Regions from separate parts of the Mus musculus genome. Here region 1 is linked to region 2. Evidence: chromatin loops called from intact Hi-C (ENCODE). Cell type or tissue: left cerebral cortex. All regions are shown on one strand.

Region 1 (2,500 bases), 54 kb before region 2:
ACATTGTTTTTTTAAAGTCCACTATTTTGGAACTTAGGAAACCACACATAAAGAAAAGGGCCTGAAAGAACCTGTTCTCTGCCTTAAGTTGTTATGAATTTGCTAATAATCTATGACTTGCATTAGAAACAAACAAACAAACAAACAAACAAACCAACCTACATACATCCAAGGGAAAGTGCAATCTTTAATTCAGAACTCCAAATATTTCACCAGGAGGTGGTGGCACACTTGCATACCTTTAATTCTAGATTTGGGAGGCAGAGACAGGCAAATCTCTGAGTTCAAGGCAAGTTCTAGAACAGCCTGAAAAGCCCTGCCTTGGGGGGTGGGGGTGGGGGAAATCTAAGGCTAGAGAGATGGCTCAGTGGTCAAGAGCACTGGCTTCTATTCCAGAGGGCTAGGGTTCAATTCCAAGCAGCCGCATGGCAGCTCATAACTACTTCTAACTCCAGTTCTGACATCCTCATACACACATACATGCAAGAAAGACACCAATGCACATGAAATAAAAATAAATGCCTTTTTAAAAATTTTTCAGCTGGGCAGTGGTGGCGCACGCCTTTAGTCCCAGCACTTGGGAGGCAGAGGCAGGTGGATTTCTGAGTTCCAGGCCAGCCTGGTCTACAAAGTGAGTTCCAGGACAGCCAGGGCTACACAGAGAAACCCTGTCTCAAAACAAACAAACAAACAAACAAATAAAAATTTTCACAAAAATGGGTTCCATCTTGCTGAGACAGAGTTATGCTACACAATCCAGACTGGTCTGAAACTTGATATTTACTTCATGCTGGCCTCCTAACTCAAGATCTTGCTGCCTCAGCCTCCCAAGTGGTGAAATCAGTCACGCGCAATCACATCTGGCTGTTTGGGATTTTGTTCTTATTGTTTTAAAAAACAAACAAACAAACAAACAAACAAAGAAAAAACCCAAACTGATTATTTACCTGTCTAAATTCATTCTTTATGGTATTTGTTTATAATGTGCCAGACAGAATGGTATTTTTGTTATTCTGGATGGCAATTACATGGTCAACCACAAACTCCTTTAGCATCACGTCTTGTGAACAGATCCCTGTTATCCTGACAAAATTCATAGAAATTCATAGTTTCGGACCAGGCAAAAGCTTGCTTGTCCTTCCATTCCATCACCCACCTCTCAAGACTGGGGGTTAGGATGAGATTAAGAAGGAAAGGGCTGAAGATATAGCTCAGCTGATAGAATGTTTAACTAACGCATACAAAGCCCTGAGTTTAATCCCCAATACTCACAAACTCAAACTGGTGGTACATATAATCCCATCATGAGAGAGAAAAAGTAGCTGCAGGATCAGGTGTTGAAGGCCATATTTAACTACATAGTAAATTTGAGGTTGGGCTGGCAAGATGGCTCAGCAGGTAAGAGCACCGACTGCTCTTCAGAAGGTCCTGAGTTCAAATCCCAGAAACCACATGGTGGCTTCACATCCACTCGTAATGAGATCTGACGCCCTCTTCTGGTGTGTCTGAAGACAGCTACAGTGTAATTACATATAATAAATAAGTAAATAAATAACTGAGGTTATCTCTCAATGGAAAAAAAATCAAATAAAGGTGTGGGTATGTGTCATAGATTGTAGCTCAATGGCAAAGAGCTTGTCTAGTGTGTATGTGACCCTAAATTCAATCACCATACAAAAAACAAACAAACAAACAAACAAAAACCACCCCATAATATATTTACTATAAACCTACGGACATAGATTATTATTATTAAAACCTACCACCAACTCTAAGTAATAACAGCATTCTCCATTTCCAGTTTCTGGTGCTAACCAGGTAACTTTGTGAACACTGATTTTTCTTCTTTAAAAAAGGTCATTATCACAGGGAGGAAAAGATGCATGTCATGCAAGTTTGTGCAGGTAGATGACAACTCTGTGGAGTTCGTTCTCTCTTTCCACCTTTACATGGGTTCCAGAGATCAAACCCAGTGCCAGGCTTCTGCAGCAAGCACCTTTACGCACTGAGTCATCTTGCTAGCCTCTTTTCTTTTTGAAATATAGGCTCATGTATCCCAGCTGGCCTTTAACTCACTACTACTGACCCTTCTATCTCTACCAAGGTGCTGGAAGTATAGGCATTCAACAGCATGCTTAACTTATGATGTGCTAAGCAATCCCAGGGTTTCCTGGACGTCAGCTAAGCACCCTACCAACTGAGATGCACTCCTAGTTAGTTTTGTGAAATTGTTGAACATCTTTATGTATTTTCTTATATGAAAAGTAGTTACAAAAATAGTATGTACTTTTTTCAGTGTGTTTATCAGGACTCGAATATATAACATGTAAGTCACAGAAAATACTCAAATAAGCACCCATTACTGTTATGCTTCTAGATGTGAAATTTGGCGCCAGTAGAAAGGAAGTACCAGAAAGAAAGCTTTAATCTTTAGCCAGATGATCATATCTCTTCAAAATGGCTACATGAGTAGAAAGGAAAGATACAAGTAAGAAGTAAA
Region 2 (2,500 bases):
CCTGGGGTATATAGGGCCCTTTATAGAAAAAGAACAAAAGAACATGACTGTCCCCGGAATTTCCCAAAATATTGTCACAGGTCTCAAGGGGGTCATTAGCTGTCAGAGTTAATACTCACTAATGTGATCAACTGTATAAACGGAGAGGCCACCAAAGCCACAGACAACGCTTGACATGTGAGTTGCTGCCTTTGTAAGATGGCACTAGCCTAGAGCAAAGAAATCTCCAAATCTCCAGGATGCCTAAGGACCTTCTGGCAGCCTTGCTAAAGTAGCAAGTTCCTGCCTCCAGCCACCCTCACTTCCACCCCCTCAACCCTGATATATTCTGCATATTTACAGGATTTAGCTGCATATTTAACAACTCTGAAAGTGGTTCTGGTTCAGTTGATATACAAGCAAAAATATGCCTTCAGGTTCTGCTGATTTGATTGGTGGGATTAAACCAGCCTTCTTGCAGTCATTAAGTTGCAGGGACTTGCTAAAATAGCAAGGAACATGGAGGCCCACACCTGTACCTTCAGCACCTGGGAAGTAGGGGCAGGAACATCAGCTCACAGGCATCCTTGGCTACACAGTGAGAATTGAGGTCATCCTTGCTTACATGAAACCTTATTTAAAAACCAACAACAACAAAGAAGCTAGTAAAAGCAGCTAGAGTGTATTTGAAGTCTTAAAGCAAAAACACTGTTGTCTAATATAACAAAAGGCTTTATTTCATTTCTCTAGTTTCTTAAATAATGTTACACAAAACCAGGTAGGCTTTTCATTTTACTTTGTTTTTTTTTTTAAGGAGTGAAGGAAGTCTTATTCTATAGGGTAGACTATTCTTGAACTCTACTCACAGCATCCTAGCCTTGGAACTTTAGGCATGAGCCCCCACTCTTGTCTAAAGTATGTTGTTTTAACTTAAAAATAACCCCCTTTTTTTTACTATGTACCTCTCAAAAAGTGGAAAAAATATTTATGCACTAATGGTAGAATATATATTTTACTAGTGATCCTTGCCTACAGCTGGATCACTGCATAGGCCCTAACTAAGGCAAAAACATGCTTCCTAACGTTATTTTAAGTGGGGGAAATCTCAGGAGCTAACTTGGCAGGCACTACACCACTGACCTACATCCTTCAGCCCCGTAACTTTTGCAGCTGAATTTTTTTAAAAAGATTTATTTATTATTATATCTAAGTACACTGTAGCTGTCTTCAGATGCACCAGAAGAGGGCATCAGATCTCATTATGGATAGTTGTGAGCCACCACGTGGTTGCTGGGATTTGAACTCAGGACCTCTGGCAGAGCAGTCAGTGCTCTTAACCACTGAGCCATCTTTCTAGCCCGCAGCTGAATTTTTTTAAACTTTTTTTTTGTTGTTGTGGTGGTGTTTTTTGGTTTGTTGAGACAGTCTCACTATGTAGCTCTGGTTGGCCTGGAACTTATTATGTAGACTCAAATTCATAGATATCCTATACGTTTGCCTCCCCACAAACTGGGAGCTGGGGTTAGTGTTCTCCCCCACCCGACTATGTTGGTAGGTGCTTAGTGGTTATAAGCCTCCCAATGGGGGTGCTAGAAACTGAACTCTCCTCCAGGAGCAGTAAGTGCTCTTAGCTACTGAACTGTCTCTCTAGACCCACAGTAGATTTTATAGAGCTAATAAAAGAACTAAAGATCCAAGCATTTCAAGAATATTTGAACATAGTTCTAATAGCAGCATGTCTGCTTAGTGGAAGGTGAGCTTTCAATAGCATTTCTGTCTTTGGAAAGAGTTACCTTATAGTAAACCCTGGCATTTGCTGGCTGTTTTGCTGCTTGGGACCTCCTCTTCAAACCATTTACCTCAAGCTTCTTTGATTTTCCTTTCCTTTTTGTTCTGGTTCTAGGAATGGAAGAAAGCAGGAGTTGAGCAGCTACGGCTCAGCACAGTCGACATGACTGGGGTCCCAACCTTGGCCAATCTCCACAAAGGAGTCCAGTTTGCTCTCAAGTACCAGGCACTGGGCCAGTGTGTCTATGTGCATTGTAAGGCTGGTCGATCCAGAAGTGCCACAATGGTGGCAGCCTATCTGATTCAGGTAGGAAAAGTAGCGCTGGAGTAGCCTTGGTACAGCTTTCCAGATGTTCAGTAGCATTGTGTACTGACAGGCCTTGCTGGAGTGAGCCATTACCCACTTCTAGGCTGTCAGAAGGAAATATGGCATCATGCCAAACAGCCATGCTTTGTGCACAGGCCAGCTTCTCTGGTCCTGCCCTTACCAGTCAGGATAGATAAATGTGGATTCTCCTCTCTGATGCTGTTTCTTTAGCTTAAATGTGACAGGAAACTTAAATGAGAAGGTATGTCAAAGTGCTTGCCTGCACAGGTCTTAAAGAAAAAAAAAAGGAGTTTGATTGTTAAACCCAGCAGAAGACTGGAAGAGCCTTATTTTTTGTTTGTTTGAGATAGTATATTGTTATATAGCCCTGAATAGCCTGGAATTCATTATAGAGACTGGGCTATA

Evidence for each region. A loop is a pair of places that touch in the nucleus more often than their neighbours do. Peaks named below come from ENCODE experiments on the same cell type or tissue, not always from the same donor. Only the 100,000 strongest peaks of a DNase experiment are listed, where the experiment ranks them.
Region 1: it touches region 2 in a loop (2.2-fold over the local background); 1 of 42 quality-filtered maps calls a loop at or near these places.

Annotation. Positions count from the first base shown.
Region 1 is chr2:90,967,432-90,969,931 of GRCm38, reverse strand. All of the region lies in intron 1 of Celf1 (CUGBP, Elav-like family member 1), which reads right to left. Among named protein-coding and RNA genes, the nearest start is that of Celf1, 28 kb to the right of the region's middle. In left cerebral cortex, a CTCF peak has its summit at 1,513 (motif pointing left); no DNase peak of the experiment used is centred here; H3K27ac peaks cover 715 bases.
Region 2 is chr2:90,913,558-90,916,057 of GRCm38, reverse strand. It overlaps Ptpmt1 (protein tyrosine phosphatase, mitochondrial 1), which reads left to right. Exons shown (of 5, transcript NM_025576.2): 4 at 1,883-2,074. Among named protein-coding and RNA genes, the nearest start is that of Ptpmt1, 3.2 kb to the left of the region's middle. In left cerebral cortex, a CTCF peak has its summit at 1,199 (motif pointing right); DNase peaks (open chromatin) are centred at 358 and 2,117; H3K4me3 peaks cover 78 bases; H3K27ac peaks cover 1,450 bases.